Regions from separate parts of the Homo sapiens genome. Here region 2 is linked to region 1. Evidence: read pairs that join two places in POLR2A ChIA-PET (ENCODE). Cell type or tissue: PC-3. All regions are shown on one strand. Links, peaks and the distances in the headings refer to the core of each region. The heading gives the core; the rest is flanking DNA. Region 1 has its middle 180 kb from the start of LINC01950. Region 2 overlaps EFNA5 (ephrin A5).

Region 1 (9,775 bases), core at 704-8,703:
AGTTTCACTCAAAACACACGACTCTTTAAGTTTACCATGAAATAAAGCCTGGAGAATTTCCACTGGATCTCCAACCATAGAGATTTTTGGAATCATAACTCTCAAAGTTGGGGAGGAATTAGCTCAGCAGATAATTTCATAGGACACAGAAATAGAAAGATATATTTTTAAAGTGAGATGCCAAGTAACATATTTAATCTAAAGGTAAAATTTTTTGTTGTATAATACTAGGCAAAAGAAAAGAGACTTTGCAGTCTCCATTATGTATCAAACACAATAAGAAGAAAATATGTAGAAACATTTTGAAGGAACAGAGTGAGTGAGGGGGAACAAAAAACACAGAAACTTTAGGAGTGGCAGCTAAAAAAAAAAAAAAAAAAACTCTTGGATCTGTAAGATTACCAAAAGAGGATGAGACCCAGCTGCTTCAGTGTTCACTTGAGATTAAATGAGGAAACACGGGCTTTGTCATTTTCAAAAATAGCCACTATGAACCATGCCAAATCCTTTGTAAAATTCTGTGTTTAGCACATGTCTATTTCTCTTTGTTAATTATACACCTACTACTATGAAATATATCTAGTGTTGAAAGTCTCCAATTAGGTAATACTAAATCTAAAAGTTAGAAACTCACAAAAGAAATGTAAGATTTTAAATTCTCATATTAATTTGACCAAATGCTTTCAACTATTATTCATACTGTGAAATGTGATATGTTTTAAAGTCTAGTAATTTTTGTTAATATCACATGACAATATTAGATGTTAAGTCTCTTATTATATGTTGGAATATATAATGTTATTTTATACCATGTAATTTTTAACCCTTAACGTTTTCCTATAAAGAAAAACTTAATTATAAATTACGTAAACCTGCCAGATTTGCCATTTGCTTTTAGCTCCTCACTGCTGCATTTTGTATTTAGATCCTATAGCCAACAAAACGAGACAATAGACATCAAAGTCCAGGACAAGTTTTGAGGAGAATGCCTATGCGTGGTGCCAAAATAGAGGATATTCTACTTCTCCCTGTACCTTTATCTGAGGAAAGTGAAGTGTCATTATTTAGTTGTCTCAAGTGTTGCAATGTTTATTAGCAATATATATGATGTCTGTGCATCCCCTTGTATAAGACTGGAATCAAAACATTTCAGTTCCAGATTTCACTGAATGAGAAGTTATTCTCTTTTTTAAAAGATAACAGCATGGACTTCCACTTTCAAATTGAAAGACTAACCTCTATCAGATTTGCCCACACATGGTAAGCAACTATAAAACTGAATGAAATACATGATATGACTATTATCTGTCACAGTGCAATTGGTAGCACAGGACAGTAATCTCTGAATGAAGGGAAACACAAGAGGTGAGTTTCATCATCACCTCGGCTTTCTCCTCAGGGGCGATTTCTTAATGCAGTATAAGGAATTGAAGACCAGTAGTAGAAAAAGGCAGACCCAATTAGTTGAGGAGGCAAAGTTCACAGTTCAGAGCTGCTGAAATTTATTAGCTGAAATTTACAGGATGAGATTTTAGAGAGAATAGAGCTTGGAAGAAGAGTGGTCTCAGAAATCTTTGTAGACTCATTGGATCCAGGGATGGACTGTACATATGGTGATAAGACATATGCTATATTATGAAATATAGCAGGGAATGGTGCTTACAGGATTGAGACTCAAACAACAAATAACAGCAGTTACATAGTATGTGGAGGCACTTAAGTTTTAGCCCAGTCAAAGACAAGATAACTTATCAAGAGTATAGGCCTTCAGGTAAAACACTAGAAAATCTGTATCTTAGGAGTACGGACCATGCCTTAGAAAACACTAAGCCAAGCCTTGATAGGATATAGGAGCATCTTGGTAACTTACTAAATTGCCAAAACAAAATGCTATTTAAGAGAGATTATATAACCCATATTACTTATGATATCACCCACAGTGGTCCAAAATCAATCCAAATGTTTTTAAATGTAAAAAAAAGAGGATAAAAATATGTCCCATCATATAGCAATAAAGCAGTCAATAAAAAAAAAAACCTCTAGGATAATTCAAATATTAGAATTAACAGAAAATGACTTTAGAATATCTGGTACAAAGATGTTCAAAGACTTAAAAGAAAATATAGTCATAATGAGTGAAGATATGGGAAAACTCACAAGATAGATGGAATGAAGAAGACATCTAGTACAAAGATGTTCAAAGACTTAAAAGAAAATATAGTTATGAGTGAAGAGATGGGAAAATGAAGAAGAGAAAGAAAATGAAGAAGAGAAAGAAAATGAGGAAGATGCAGGAGGAGGAGAAAGAGAAGGAAGGAAGGGGAGAAGAAGAATAAAACTGAAATCTGGAATTTAAAACTACAATGCCTGAAATGAAAATTTCATTTTAATGATTTTGACAGCAGATTGGAGATTATAGAAGAAAGAGTCAGTAAATTTGATTAGAGTTTGATTGAAATAATTCAATGTGAATAAGAGAGGAAAAACAGAAGAAAAATGAACAGTCTTTAACAACCTATGGGGAAGTATCAACTAGTCAAATATATCTACAGATAGAGTCCCAGAAAAAGAGGAGATAAATAAAAAGGCATGAAATACATATATCAATATATAATGGTTGAAGTTGTTCCAATTTGATGGGAAAAAAAGTCAAATTACAGATACAAGAAGCTTCCTAAACCCAGAATAAAAAAAAAACACACACACAAATAAGTATATCATAGTAAAACTATTGTAAAACAAAGATAAAGATGGCAGGCAAAGAAAATCAACAAATGATATATAGAGGACAAAAAATACAAATAATAGCTGACTTCTCATCAGAAAATACTGGAGCCAGAAGACACTAAGTATGTGAATAAATGTAAATGACTACCTTCTTTTCTTCTTCCCTTAATATCTCTTAAAAAGTAAGTGAATCATTAAAGCAAAAAAAATAAAATTGTAAACTGCTTTTTAACCAATGTAAAATCGATAATATATTTGACAATGTAAAATATTTGACAAATTGGCACAAAAGACAAAGATGGTAAGTGTACTGTTGTAAGATTCTTACATTTGTGATGTGCAATATACAAATTGTGGATGGTAAAATATTAATTCTAAATAGACTCTAAAAAGGGCAAAGTAGATAGTATATACAGTATAGCAATGACTAAAAAGAATAACATGAAGTCCAGCTAAAAAACTGTGAGAGAAAAATAAATGAAGCACTGAAAATATTCAATTAAACCAAAATAGACATCAAAACACAAAGGGAGAAAAAAAAAACAACAAATGAAACAAATAAAAGGCTAGGTTGAGAGAATAGACTTAAACTGTGTCAATAATTTTACATTGAAAGTAGATGAACTGAACTCTCAAATTAAAAGGTAGATATTGCATGGTTGGTTTTAAAAAGGAAAATCTAGCCATATGCTCTCAAAAATATAAACACATTAAAAATAGACACAAAGACACTAAAAGTAAAAAGTGGAAAATATATACCATGAAAGCAGTAAGATTAAAACAAACTGATCTGGCTGCATTAAAATGAGACAAGCTACTATTCAAGACAAGGAGTATTACAAGAAATACAGGGAAGCCCTGTATAATAATAAAAGGATCAATTCAGCAGAATACATAGCAAGCTAAAATATGCTCTCAATAAGAAAGCACTGAAATATACAAAGCAAAGTCTGATGGATCTTAAGGGAGAAACAGACAAATCTACCATCATAATTGGAGAGTTTAATATCCCTTTCATAATTACTGATAAAACAAGTTTACCAAAAACTACAAATATAGAAGATGTGAAAAATATTATCAGCCATTCTGATCTAATTGACATCAACACAAGACTGAAAAAAATACATTTTTGTCAAGCACAAATGGAACATTCACCAAGATGAAGGATGTACTGGGCCATAAAATAAATCTTAATAGATTTCAAAAAAATTGAAATCTTATAAAGTATGTTCTCTGACCACAAAAAAATTAATTAGAAATTAAATTTTTAAAGATGTCTAGAAAATTCTAAAATATTTTGGAATTCAAACAACATATTTCTAAATAATCAATGGGTAGAAAAAATGACAAGGGAACTTTGAACTGAGTAATACTATAAGCAAAACATGTCAAAATGTGTAGGATACAGCTAAAACAGTTCTCAGAGGGAAATTTGTAGCTTGCAATGCCAATATCAGAAAAGAAGAAAAACATCAAATGAATTATGTAACTTTCCACCTTAAAAAAGTTTTAAAAAGAGCAATTATATCCAAAGCAAGTAGCAAAAAGGAAGCAACAAAGCATAGAAATCTATGATTGACAGAGAGAAAATTAGCAAATCCAAAAGTTGACTTCTAAAAGATTAAGAAGACTGACAACCCCTTACAAAGACTGATGAGAAAAAAATAAAATTAGCAATAGCAGGAATGAAATAGTGGCTGTTATTACAGAACATTCAGACAATAAAGGAATATTATAAATGACTTAATGCTAGTAAACTAAATGAATTAAAAAAACTGACAAAAGAAAAAAATAGAAAAATCTGCTAAGCTCTGTATTTACTGTTTTTTAAATTTATAATAAAAAACCTTTCCAAAAAATAATGGCTTAGATAGTTTAACTGGTAATTTCTACCACGTATTTGAGAAAGACAAAATATCACTCTTACACAAAATACTGCAGAAAATAAAGAGGAAGGCACACTTACCAATTTGTTTTGTGAGTATAATATAGCCCTGATACTAAAGAGTAACAAGGATATCATAAAGATCAAAAATCAGAATTTCTAGTTTCATTTCAAACAGGAAAGAGGTTGCAAGTCCTCACTTCTATCCTTAACCAACCACAAAAAGTTGAACAAACTGAAAATTAATGTATTTTCTTGGACCCATCAGAGAAGTGAGGTAACAAACTGTCACCACACTATCTGGAGAGATGGCCAAATGCAGAGAGTCAGAGCTGAGGTCATTTTACCTAGAGCAGAAGCCACTGGAGCCCAAAAGTGGTAGAAACACTTAAATGATAATTTTAACAAACCTCTGGAGCCTGAGGAGGGAAGAGTTTGAGAAAGTCCTTAGAATGACAGCCTTAAGAAAGGGCCTCACACTTTCATTCCAGGAACCCCACCAGATTTTTATGGTGAAGAGCTCAGAAAGGTGTCCTTTTGGCTCTGGCAGGGGGTAGGGGTAAAGTAATAATTGTGAAATGTACCTAAGGTGTTCTCCATAACAAATGCCTACTCTATCGTAAAAAATATTTTATCAGAACCTTATTACACATGGGGGAAAGACATTTATTTGACTTTAGCATTGAGATGAGAAGTCTAAGAAAGAATCAAAAGGAAATGGTAGAAATCAAAAGCTCTGTAACTGAAATAAAAAAAAATGCCTTTGATGGACTCATGAGTAGACTAGACAGAGCTAAGAAAAAAAATTAGTGAGCTTGAAAAGAGTTTCAATAACATTCCCCAAACAAAGTGCAAAGAGAAAAACAGAATAAAAAAGGGGGAAAACCAAAATAGAACATCCAAGAACTGTGGAAGAATTTCAAAGATGTAGCCTTTGTGTATTTAGAACACCAAAAGAAGAAGAAAGAGTGAAGTAGAAGAAATGTTTTGCTAGTGGCCAGAAGCTTTCCTAAAATAATATTTACCAAATTATAAACCCAGGAAGCTCAGAGATAACCAAGCAGGATAAACACCAGAAAATCTACAGTTAGATGTATCATATTCAAATTACAGGAAACTAAAGACAGACCATCTTGAAAGAAGTCAGAGGATGAAACATCATCTGTCCCATTTAATTAAAAAAAAAAAAACAAGGATAAGAATTACAGCAGACTTCTCATCAGAAACCACGCAAGCAGCAACGGAGAGGAGAGAGATACTTACAGTGTTGAAGAAAAATAGTAACTAATTATCCTTCAAAATTATCCTTGAAAGGATAATCTTGTTCTTAGATGAACAAAAACTGAGGGAATTCATCGTTAGCAGACATGCCCTGCAAGAAATGTTAAAAGTTCTTCCAGAAGAACAAAACTTATATAGGTCAGAAATGTGGATCTACATTTAAAAGGAAAGAGCATCAGAGAAGAAAACATGAAGGCAAAATAAAGTATTTGGTGTTTTCTTATTCCAACAAGAATGTCTAATATTCAAAGAACTAGTAAAAGCAAGTGTGGATGGGGATGTAGACTAAGAGGAACTCGACAGTATTACTGTGATATGGTACCACCAATTTGAAGAACAATTGGCATTTTCTTATAAAGTTTAACATACATATAACTCAGCAATTCCACTTCCTAGATAGTTATGTAAGAAAACTGAAAATAATTTTTTTAAAAAAGAAAGACATGTACATGAATATTCAGAGCAGCTTTAGTCATAATAGGCCAAAAATGGAAACAGCTCCAACGTCCATGAGCAGTTAAGTGGGTAAATTTTGGTACAGTCTCATAATGGGATACTACTCAGCAACAAAAAGAAACAAACTTTCTGAGACATAAAACAAAGGTGAATTATGTCAAGTAAAACAAGGCAGAAACAGAAGGATATGAGAACATTTTCTGAGTCCATTTATATGAGGTTCTAAGAGGCAAAACTAATCAATGGGCTACAAGTCAGATCTTCAGTTGTCTGGTGTAGAAGGCAGTGTGAAGATAAACTGCAAAGGAGCAGGAGAGAACTTCTAGAGTGACAGAAATGTTATATGCATTTATTGGAGTGGTAAGTTATATGTATGTACATATTTGTGAACCTTTATTAGGATTTCTTTTAAAATTTGTTTAAAATTATATCTTAATAAGGTTGACTTTTAAAAAATACTAATATTGTAAACTATTAGTAAACTCAAGACCTTTGTACAGACATTTATTGATTTGAGTGTACATGAAAAGGAGAAGTAGAAATCAAGTTTTCATTGACATTTTGAAACAAAAATACTTACAAATAAACTAACAAGCAATGACCAAAAGATACATATGTCAAGATCTGAAAAAGGAAATTCACACATCAATAAGACAACTGAAAAGTTTTTTTAGCTATTAACTGCAAATTGTTAAATAACCAAATAACAAAATGAAGAATAAAATACAGCCTTCATATCTTCTCTCATTCTTAAATCCAGTCTGATTCAAGAGGAAATCAAGCCAAGCAACATCCCAATACAATTGGAGTAGATTTATAACCCAGGTGTATTTTCTATTTAGGTTGGCCTTCCTTTATAAGTTTACTATAAAAATTGAAATTATATTAAAAATGTTATCTAAGTTGTAAAAGTAAAAATAGTAATACTAAAACTATCAGAAAAGATATAACTACTACAACTGTGGAGAAAAGTATTTCCTAATTATCCATTATTTATGGATTAAATTATGAATTATTATTAAATGCAATGAAATATCCTGGGAATGGAGAGAAATCACAAATTCTCCTCTTATGTTTGCCCCAATTTATATCATTTATGTGGGCAAACTATATAAGTTTTAGGCTTTTTGATCTTGCAAAATTCATGCAAAGAATTTTCCTAATCATATAGACTTAACAGAAAAGATCTAACACTATTAACTATGTATTGAGCCTGCATATAAAAACTTATATTTTTTAAATGGTAAAAAGCTTTATTATCTATGACACATAAATGACTAGGCTTCACAGACTTTAAACTTAGAGGGCTCAAGGATGCTCCAAAAGATCATAAAACACTGAACTCCTTTTGAACTGGTTTAAAATCAAGATACTTTTTGACATACTTTATGCCATTTGGCACTTTGTGATATTTCAAAATACCTCACCTTTAAGTTTCAGAAGATTTCAACATGAAAGTCTTCTAGAAAGCTAGGCGTTATAAAAATAATTCTCAGCATATCGATTTGGAATCAACAAAAATGGTTTACAAATAACTTTACTTCAAGGCCAACCCAGTTTATAGAATCTTCCTATCTGTTAGCTGCTGAAGCAAAAATAAATTCTGAACTATGATGTTGTCATGGAAGTGTGTGCAAAAGCTAGTTCATGGTCTGTATTCTATAACTGACTGGTATTTATAAGTTAAATCATTGTAACAACACTAAAATAGTCTGTATTGTAAGGAAAAATAAAAAGTTCCTCTAATACATCTATTTAGTACTCTGGTTAAGTTAACTTTCTTTTCCAAAGCTAATTAACAAAGCTCAAATGACTAAGCCAGCTCAGGTTATGTAAATGCATACCTTGGTATAGTTTACATACATTAAACAGTGGGAGATTGTTTCCTCACTGAGTTTAGAAAAAACTTAAATTTTAAACTATGTAAAATAAAGACAGGTAATCTGATTTGACATATCTTGAGAAACCTGGAAGCTACAGGAACCCCACTGCGCCAATAGATGATTAGTTAATAAAGGGAAAGCAGCCTGACACTGAGGTGAACAATAATTAAACCTGTAGTGAAATTCTCTGATAAAATTCAATAAAGTGGCACATTGTTAGCAGAACAATGTTTCTTTAAATGGCATTGATGAGTAAACCTCAAAGTGAGATGAGATTCTGTTCAAAGAAAAATGCAGACACTCATTTTATGAATTTACTGCTCCCTGGATCATGTTCTATATAGATAATGTATAGTATACTCAATGTATTGGACTTCTACTACTTCTCACAATTGATGCAAAGAGGTGCTAGGTGTTGAAGTTTTTTTGTTTTTTTGTCTTTCGTTTTTGAGACGGAGTCTTGCTCTGTAGCCCAGGCTGGAGTGCAGTGGCTCAATCTCGGCTCACTGCAAGCTCCGCCTCCTGGGTTCACGTCATTCTCCTGCCTCAGCCTCCCGAGTAGCTGGGACTACAGGCGCCTGCCACCATGTCTGGCTAATTTTTTTTTATTTTTAGTAGAGACAGGGTTTCATTGTGATAGCCAGGATGTTCTCGATCTCCTGACCTCGTGATCCGCCCACCTCGGCCTCCCAAAGTGCTGGGATTACAGGCGTGAGCCACCGCGCCCGGCCTAGGGTTTGCATTTTTAATGCATTTATTCATTTATTTCAATAGTCTGTTTTGTTTTGTTTGGAGCATAAAGTGCTTAAAAGCTGGAAATCCAAGGATAAATAAACAAAATTGCTGCCATGAAGGGTTTTGTAGTATTACAGGCAAGCCAATGGTATAAAGAGGTAAATATGTATCAGAGTGCAAAGGATGGCAGGGAGAAAACCCTAACTCAGCCTGAGAGTCAAGAACATATAGAAGAGATGACACTGAGGAGGAATCTTGGAGAGTTACTAGATTTTTGTCAAATAAGGAAAGATTTCAGGAAGAGAGAACTAACTGGAAAAAAGTATGGAGTTGTGAAAATGACTGAAAATTCATGATGTCATAAGACCATTAGCTTGGCCTTTGGGCAGTGGTAGATGGGGGAAATGATAAGTCAACCAGAGAGTTAAGGAAGGATTACATTGTGAATAGCTTTGACTGTTGATATAGACTTTTTCCTGTGGACAACAGAAACATAATTCCGCAACTGAGCAGAAAGGACATGACTGCAGGGTTTTATGGCTCCTAGGAGGCGGTGAACTACTTTTTACAGACTCACACATATTTGCAAGGTCCTAGACATCAGTAGAGAGAGTAAAATATATGTTAATATTTCATAATCACAAAATGTAGACCTCGTTACTGTGCTCTGTATTAAGTATAATGGTGCTTCTCCCAAACAAGGGGGAGAGGAAAGCGCCAGAAATACTTACATGAACAGTGAAGACAGAGATGTGGAGTGAGACGAGAAGCTGAGAAACCAGGTAAAACTGCCCAATCTAGTTGAGAT
Region 2 (9,775 bases), core at 912-8,911, 350 kb after region 1:
GATGTCATGTGAACATCTGGGTCCTGGGTGTAGGGGTTGGAGGAGAATGTGTACCTTTCTAAGCAGTGGTTCCTTTGAGGCATTCAGCTTTTCTCTTTTGTCAAGGCTGCCTTGCTTTGATATGGTTTCTGTATTTCCGGCTTATACAATTAACAACTGCACACATGGGAACAAAAGCGACTGTCACAACATTCACAGCTTGTGAGGCATAAGACACAGAGTATGCACTGGTACACTAATGAAAAGGCAGACTTTAAAATCCCATTCATACCCCAGAAAGTTCACAGCACACTGACATGTCCTTGGGAGCTGCCTGGAAACACTGGGTTCTTTGAATGTGGTCCTGATCATTTTCTCAGAAAGATAATCATGCCCTACATGCCTGGACTATTTAAGGCCACATGTGCTAATTTAATTTACGATGCTAAAAAGAGCTGCACCATTTGCGAAGGCAGTGGAATGCAAAGGGCTGCTCCGAGCCCTGTACACACAAGGGATCCCCCTGATCCTCTGACACTGGGAAAGAGAGAGCAATGGAAAATACTAGCTGTGGCATGGCTGTGGGTAATAGTGCTTAATCCATGACCACTACAAGCATGGAGATATGCTTGGAAGGGAAGTGAGATTTAAGCAGGGGAAGGAGAATCACTGACTTGGAAAACTGTCTCAAAAAAAAGAAAAAGTCTTGCTCTTTTGCCCAGGCTGAAGTGCAGTGGGGTGATCTCGGCTCACTGCAACCTCTGCCTCCCGGGTTCTAGCAACTCTCCTGTCTCAGCCTCCCAAGTAGCTGGGACTTCAGGCACATGCCACCATGCCCGGCTAATTTTTGTATTTTTAGTAGAGACGGGGTTTCACCGTGTTGGCCAGGCTGGTCTCAAACTCCTGACCTCATGATCCACCCACCTCAGCCTCCCAAAGTGCTGGGATTACAGGCTATAGGCACAAGCCACAGCGCCCGGCCAGAAAACTCTTAAATGGATACAAACCAGTCAGCATACCATTGGTGACTCTATGGTTATTTAACTCTATGGTTAATTAAAAGGAGAAAGTAGGAGAGGGAAATCATGGAAAGAATCATTCACGCCACAGCTAGAGGTCAGAACAGGCTTTCGAATGTGGCTTTTGAAGTCACACCTTAGCTGGTGGCTTCCTGCCTCAAACTACATGTAGGGATCCATAAGGTGCAACATCTGCCTTTCACACAGAAATGCTCATCAGCTTTTCCTTAGCCATGGACTATTTGTTCTAAAGGATTCTAAGAGGGTGAAGGAATGCTAACTCCTTAGACAGATGATCTGACAGATGGACTCAAGGGAGGCAAGGCTCTATCCTGGGGGTGAAGAGGGGGAGGGGGCAAGAGTCAAAAAGCAAACAAGGAAAACACAAAGGGCATAACATTCTCAAGCTTTATGAACATACATAATTATGCCCATAACTAAAATACATAGTCAAGACAGAGGAAGCACAAAATAGTTATTCTAATGTATAATCTAAAACCAGATTGAGAATGCATGACAAAACCTGTTTATATAAGTTTGCTACGGCTGTAAAAGAATACAATATAAAAAGAATCCCATTTATTCTTGCACATATTTAAAAAAGGAAAAAAGTCTCATTGAAATGAAAATTATGTCACCGAACAAAAGCTGATTATCTGCTAACTTTCTGCCCTAATTTTATGAAAACAGTATGGCAAAAAATATGAGCAGATTGAAGAAATAATGTAATTGTATAATACATATGAAAATGTTCCCCCAATCAATGAGGTAATCAAAGATATAGAAAGTCAATCACTTTTGCTATAAATTATTAAAGCTAATGAAAAGATCACTCAATACTCTCAGATGCTTTAGGAGTAAAAATTTGTAAGAACTTATCAAAAGCATTATTCAATATACTTATACTTTAAAGATCTTAAAAATGTTCACAGATTTTGAGTGAGAAAGCCTAATTCTGGGAATCTACCCTAAGGAACTCATTAGAATATGAATAAACATTTCTGTTTAGAAATTTTAATCAAGAAAAAAAATTAAGGCTGGGTGCAGTGGCCCATGCCTGTAATCCAGCACTTTGGGAGGCAGAGGCGGGTGGATCAGGAGTTCGAGACCAGCCTGGCCAACATGGTGAAGCCCTGTCTCTACTAAAAGTACAAAAATTAGCCGGGCATGGTGGCGTGGGCCTGTAATCCCAGCTACTCGGGAGGCTGAGGCAGGAGAATCACTGGAACCCAGGAAGCAGAGGATGCAGTGAGCCAAGATTGTGCCACTACACTCCAGCCTGGGAAACACAGCAAGACTCTATCTCAAAAAAAGAAGGAAGAAAGAAAGAAAAAGAAAAAAATTAACTTTTATAAAGATTTCAATGGGATGTAAAAGTAATTATAATAAGTGATGAAAATTAATTATTAATATAATTACATAATTATATTCACGGTATGATTATAGCAAGGTAGAAAAATCAAACAACAAATGAAAACTTTCATAAGTATACAGACAAAATACTGAAAGTTAATTTATCAGAATGCCAATAGCAATTATCTATGTGTTCTTATTTTACTTTTAACTCATTAGAATTTTACAAATATGTTACACATGATAAATGTTATAATCAGAAAAATGTAATCGAAGCCTAACTCTAGCAATAGCAATAAAAATCACCACAAAGTTACTTCATGAATTATTTAGGAAGAAATAACATAAAATAAATTAGATTAGCACTGATATAGTCAGTTTTCTCTAGTATAACATTGACCTGAAACTTGTGTTGGTTACAGATTGCACTGAAAGAGCCAGGTGGTTTTGTCTAGCAGGCAACTTCTGTGTATGCACACACACAAATCCCAGATTGGGACAGACACACCTCAACTTCAAGCTCAGTAAACTGAAATGAGGAAAAAAAATTTCTTTTGAAGTAGCCCAAAGCTTAACTTATAGATTTTATACTTGATAAGAGGATAGGGAAGAAATTAGAGCCATCCTTTGGGAACTTGACTCAGTCACATGTGGGAAATTTTCCTGGTTGATCTGTAGAAATAGGCCAGCCACCATTTTAATTATTCTCTCTGTTCTACCATCTTTAAACATCTAAATTATTTTTGTATTGTAAATGTTTGGCAAACAGACTACAGTTTTATTTTTATATCTGTGTTGTTGAAGAATAAAAGTGAACATCCTTCAAAGTCACAAGTTCTGAAGCAAATGATATAGAAAAAAAATTTAACACTGAAAATTCTGAAAAATCAACTTTCCCAAAACAAATCACGACATTTTGTTAAGATCTGATTATATTTAACTCTTCTATTTCCCATATGCTGAAAGAGTTCATATGAGACAATGGGGCCACACTTTCAGGGGGAAAATAATATGTCTTCTTAAGTCTTTCTAATTTTAAAGTTCTCAGGATCATAATATTGTTTAAAAAAAGTCAAAATCTTGAAAAATAAGAAACAAGAGCCTCCTGCTTCCCAAGCTGTACTGAAAGGAAACTGTCAAAGAATAAAAAGTCAACTCTGCTAAGAGTTCCATTTCTCTGGTCCTATAGGCACAGTGAGAATTTCCTGTGGAAAAGACAAGTACAGCTGGTGTCCAATTAGTAAAAGATGGTGATGAAAGGATATAGTTATTCAGGGTCTGTTCTTTGAAAATGATAATGACCTCTGATTTCTAAGTTCCATAAGTAGAGTCTGCCGCCTGCATGCAGGCTGCTCATAAACTTCCCACTTTCCTTTTTCTGTCTGTGTTGTTGTGGTATAAGGGGGGGGTGCGGGGAGGGGGTAGGTGCTGGAGGTACAGAAGGTCATGCCTTCTCTGCCGGCAAATATGATTAATGTGTGTACAGGGAGGAGAAAAACGCCACTCACCTGGCTATCAGCCAGCCTGACTCATGCCTCTGGGCATCTTAGAACACCAAATATCCAGCAACTCTGGCTGGGGTCTAGAGAGATGTCTATTAGCTTTCACAATGTCTGGGTTAGGAAGGTGCTTCTAATCTTGTTTGTAATAAATATTAGTTCAATTGTTAGAAGTGTTTTTAATCACCTAAAAGGAAGTAAACAGGCTTGCCTCACAACCTCGACAGGCAGTGTATGTGTGACTTGTTCTTTCTATCCGGAATCACTCGGTTCAAATGCTCAGAGGGAAGAAAGATGGTCATAAAATAAAAGTGTTATATTAAAAATAAATAAATAAATAAATAAAAAGTGTTGACCTCACCCAGGCCCATTTACCGCACTATTTACACTATTGCCACACAGCCTGGCAGCACCAGGAACCTGTGTTCCCAAGAAATGGAAGAGGCCAGCAGGGAAGCACCCATGGGTCTGCTCCAAGCCCTTCCTGGGCAGGGCTTCCCGGCAGAGTTACACAACAGCTGATACATCTGTGCACACTCCCGGAGCCTCCACTCCGACAGGAGCTAAATTCATCCATCAGTGAGAAAACAAAGTAGAAGGGAAAAAAAGCTGGGGACTCCAGGTTAAAAAACAACCACAAAAGATTTTCAAAGCAACTTCTTCAAAGGCCCTTTTATATTTATTTTAAGGAGACATTTCAATTTAAGTGACGTTGTCAATCATTTTCTTTTTCAAATATGACAATGCTATTTTACCCCTACTTCTTTCTCATGGCTGGATGGAAATGAAGGGGAAAGTTATCTTCCTTACCCAAAAAATCACACAAAGAACATCTTGGCAAGGGCAAATAACTTAAATGTTTTGTTTTCAGTGTTCTTAATTTAGCTATTTTCCATTAACTTACTATTGTCATAAAAAAGTGCTCTGATTAAATAAACTTTATATACAGCATACCAAATACTTTTCTGAAGTTATCGTTTGGGAATACAGCAGACTAAAAGAAAGGAAGAGCATGGGCTGCTGCTCACAAAGTGGTGAACATGCCAAAGTATAATTTAAAAAAAAAACCCTTTTTTCATAGGAATGAAAACCATTTCAGAAACCATTAAGCCAAAATGTAGGCTACAACCATAACTTTTATATCCTAATTATTAGCCTTGGTGAAATGATCGTGTGTATAACATTTAATATGCTGTAAAATGGGATTTCAAATACCGAACCTATAAGCATCTCTTACATTCCATAGATTCCGAAGATTAAAACCAAAATCAAAAGGTGCAGAGCGGCAGCTCTGCCTCCCTAACTCCGTGAGGGGACAGGAAATCAGGGTGTAGTGTGTTCTGGGCAGTCCAGGTATTTGAAAGAGAAGCAGCTTGTCAGGTGGGCCCTGGAGGGAAGCCCATTATATCTGTGGGGGTCCTGACATTTGGGGTAATCTAAACCTTGTTACTTGCGAATCGCCCCTGGTGGGAGGGAGATTTAGAATGGATGCCTCCTTACCCAAGCAATTAGATCATTTAGGAAACAGAGAAAATGGGCAATAAGGATCTCCCTCCTAGAGAGCACTTGCTGGTGTTCAATCAGATAGTTCTGACAACAGAAGATGTGGCATTTGCTGAACAAAACAGTAAATGCTGGGGCTCAGCCCCACACAGGGCTTTGAAAATCTCTCAACGCGTAGTGCACAGAGCATCACAAAGCTATCACCTAGCATCCATAGTGTCCTTGAACACCTGAGGACCAGGCAGAACAAGGATGCATTTTTTTTTGTGAGTAACCTCTGGGAGTACCAAATGCAAGGGCTTCTTACAGACCAGGAGCAAGGTTGTTCTTGAAGAGAGGTTGTGTTCTGTGAATGATACAAAACTCTGAACTTCAAATTACACAAAAGTAGCACTTGGAAAAAGCAAATGATGAATCCTTGTAAGTTCTAGAAATTATCTTCAGAGCCAACATAAACACTTTGAAGGAATAAGAGCAATTCAGGCGCTGGTCCTGCAGAATTAACCACTCCCTCCTCAGTGTTCTTGGGATATTCCTCAGTTATGGCACTCGTCACGTCACCCCATACTAGAATTATTTCTTTACTTGCCAAACTCCCTGAGTGCCTGGAGAACACAGAATGTCTTATTCCAATCACAACCCAAATATTTAGCACAATGCTTGGCATATTTTAATTGCTATTTAAATATAAGCTGAAAAAAATTAAGTAACTTTCTCAGATATGTGATAAACAAACTCCAAAAAACTACCATCATCTCTGATCATTCTTTAACTCCCACAATGTCTACACTGTCATTTTAGTTATCACTGTCTACATCCCCATCCTTGAGGCTGATTTGAAGCCATGTGACTTGTAAAAAATCCACTGATGACAAACATAACCGACAACATCTAAAAGGTGAATGACAAGCAAAAGCACATGATGTCTACCGTCTAAAGCCCTGTCTATATCTCAGCTGAGGAAATAAAAGTCACACATCGAACCTTTACTTGCCTTAAAGATGTGTGTGAAAGCCACATCTTTCACAAACATTACCTGCCTGTCACGGTATCAGGGCTTGGCCGAAGGCCTTAGTGTTGGTTCAGTAATATCGGCTGTAAGCCAGATGTTTCCAGAGCTATGGGCCACATTTTCAAAAACACATGCAGTATTTCTAATGATCTTATATGTTGGGTATATTGAGTATGAAATTGGTTTTCTACCAATCTGATTAAAAAGGAATCACCCGCAGGAAAATATTTCCTGAGGACTGCAGGAGTGAAACAGAGGCCAAAGAAGCACAATGAAAACACTGCAGTTCTACCTGGGTTTTAGCAAGTGAGCCCTAACCCTGTTTCATGAAGTAAGCTACCTGTTTCTATACTTGCATCCATTCATTAATTAAGGATGAGGATGTATTTATTTTTCCAGATGCCCTTACAGGATGATGTGGCTCCTAGATGGTTAATTACTTAAGCCAAGGTCAAGAACCTGCTATGGGAAAGCCACTTGGAGCTCCTCGGCAACTTGTGTTTAGCTCTTCAATCTGCTGGCATCAAAGGGAAATTTTCAACAGCACACAAATGCAAGGGAGTTTTGTTGGCAAGAAGGGCCTCTGATGGCTCTGTAATCAACTCGGCTTCAACAGGCCTTTTGCACAGACCAAAAGCAACTCAAACTTTTGGAAAGCCATTCGTTTTTTTCCTAATCGAAACACTGTCTCTTGTGTCCTAATGTCCTGTTGGAAGTGATTTCTATGAACTAAGAGAAAATTTTGTCTGTAGCAGTTTGAAAACAGAGCAAATGACACTTCTGCAAGCCTGACATTAGTGTTTTGTTTTTAATTGAAATCCAACATCAAATAACATGCCTGCAATCAGAAGAGGAAGAGTGGACCTTTGGAAAAATGGGGTTTCAGTGGATTTCACTGCCCAGAGAGATGGGGGCTGTTTTCCATTTCCCTTAAGCGATATCAAAAGTTGTATTTTTTCAAATACAGAAGTGAGAAGCAGAAAAAGGTAGCTTTCCTTCTCTTCCTGAAGTATAGAAAAGAGCTAGTAGACAAGTCTCAAAAGATAACACAATTTGTAGGGGCCGCCCTCCTAGCACTGGTGCGGCTGCTCTGCTCATCCTCACAAATCAATCTGGTCATCTCCAGCACATCTGCTCAGGTGCTGACAAATGATGAATTCCACCTCAGAATCCATAAGCAGAAAGAGGCTGGCTGATAAACAGCTATGAGCGGAAATGTATGCACCTTTCATAAGCAAGACAAATCACTCATTCTCACCAAATGCTTCCAACAGGAACACTAATTCTGTATTTATTTGCACAGCATATGTACTGCGTCCGAAGCAGTGCATTAAAAAAGATCTCAGGCAGCCAATTGCTTTGATTACTTTATTCATCGTAGTATTACAAGGGCTCAATGGCAGAGCAATGAAATAGGAAGCTAGTGAAGACTGAAACACCTCGTCAATGGCTTGTCAGAGTTGAAGGTTTTTCTGGTGCGTAAAACACACACACACACACACACACACACACACACACACTCTCACCCCTGGTGTAGGAAAGAATTTTTTTTTTAAATAAAATACTGTGGCCATGCATCTTAAATTTGCCATATGCCTTTCCTGTCAACCAGCAGTTATTTTTATTAATAACTCCAAGAACATATCATGGAATTCTTTTTTGTTTTGAGATCCGGTCATGTGACTCCTTCAACACCAGGGAACACTGGGTAAATTGTAATGTTCTAACATGCCAATGAATGGTCTCTTTTAGAGCCAAGTTGGTGATGAATTGATATTTGCTAAGGCCTAAGCAAGCACAGGGCACTATATATATTCCTTCTTCTGTGCTCTCTGCAATGATGGATGGAAGTAAGGAGCAGAAAAGAAGTCACACAGACAAGCTCAAACTGACAACCAAGCAACCACCAGTGGACTGTTTCAATCAAGCTGCAAAAGAAGTAGCTTTTTGTATTACTTACTGTAGCTTCATTCGCCTACTGTACACATGGATCATGGATACACTGTACCATTGGCCTGTCTGAAAATTGGAATGCAGTAGAAATAGCAGAAAAGATACAACTTCCTTCGGGCCCCTAGAGGAAGGTCTTTTAAGCAAGGCATTTTCCCATAGATGCCAGTACGGGAAATTCATGCTCCCATCTTCATGAGAGATCTGACTTTTGAGAGGAAAATCAAGATGGGTTTGCTGTTTTCCTTTAATAACACTCATACCTCCCAACAACAGAAACCTCTGGGACCACAAGACAGGTGTGATGGTGTCACATAGTATCCTCCAAGCTTTGTTCTAACAACAAAGCTCTCTTGGTTAGGAATTTCTGGTTTACAGTTTAAAATGTTAGCGTAAGACACTGATGTTCCAAAAAAAAAAAAAATACAAGCCTACTTCATGAAACCAATGCCTGTTGTGCAAATAAATACAGAGTTAGTGTTTACCCCTGGCAGGGCATTTTTCTTTGAGTTGGCTGCAGAGCATTAAAAAAGACATTAAGTAGATTATACATTTACATGAAGTCCCTTGTTATTTTTAACCATAAAAAAAAAGCATTTTTCTTTTTGATGATATATATACTAATTGTGAATGATTACAAGAGGTGACTTTGTAAGACAGTGTAATTGTGTTTTTTTCCCCCACAGAAATTTCACGGTAATGTAACTTTGGTAAAATAGCTTAACTAAAAATCTGTTATTAAAATAAGTGCTTTTGGCTTAAATTGAATCACTATTTTTTGAACAAATAAACAAAAATCATACCCTAAAATAGCATTCAATTTCAGAGAAGGTGGTTTATTCTTTATGTAGTAAGCTCAAATTCCTAAGAAGGTCTATATAAAATTCTGTAAACCCTGTCTAAGTTAAAAATAATTGTGAAGAATAAACTACCTTTAGAAAGATTCTAGAAGAAGCCATAAAAATCAAGTGATTTGAACCTTCATTTTCCAATGACGACAATGAGGTCCAGAGAGGCAAACTAACCTACTCAAGGAAGCACATCTAACATAACTGAAACTCAACTCAAAATTAAACTTCAGAATCCAATTCATTATTTCAGTTGAGGTGGAGTGAGGAAAGACTACCTACACTTTTTAAAAATTTTTTTGAAGTTTAGAACCAACATAAATTTTATTAAACAATGGACTTTTAAAACAATCTCTCCCCCTTTCACACCAGAACAGTATGGAAAAATTGGATATCACATATGCAATGCTACATTAATGGTCAAAATATTTTTTTCCTGAAATTTTGCTTCACATTTAATATGATTATTTTTATAAGAGCAATAACTAAAAATAAAGGAATGCTGTAGATATACCTTCAGATAGTTTTTTTGCAAGGTGAGTAAGTTTCTAAAAAGATTGACAGGTAAAACTTGAAATTTGGGAAATACGTGCTTGGATTCCTGTTGTACAA

What was found. ChIA-PET counts read pairs that join two places held together with the same protein. Peaks named below come from ENCODE experiments on the same cell type or tissue, not always from the same donor. Only the 100,000 strongest peaks of a DNase experiment are listed, where the experiment ranks them.
Region 2: POLR2A ChIA-PET joins it to region 1 with 10 read pairs; 2 of 35 experiments call an interaction of 5 or more read pairs at or near these places.

What each region holds. Positions count from the first base shown.
Region 1 is chr5:107,184,623-107,194,397 of GRCh38, forward strand. No RefSeq gene overlaps it. Among named protein-coding and RNA genes, the nearest start is that of LINC01950, 180 kb to the left of the region's middle. In PC-3, for the core only: no CTCF peak of the experiment used is centred there; no DNase peak of the experiment used is centred there.
Region 2 is chr5:107,538,803-107,548,577 of GRCh38, forward strand. All of the region lies in intron 1 of EFNA5 (ephrin A5), which reads right to left. Among named protein-coding and RNA genes, the nearest start is that of EFNA5, 130 kb to the right of the region's middle. In PC-3, for the core only: no CTCF peak of the experiment used is centred there; DNase peaks (open chromatin) are centred at 3,869 and 4,329; H3K4me3 peaks cover 1,469 bases; H3K27ac peaks cover 1,483 bases.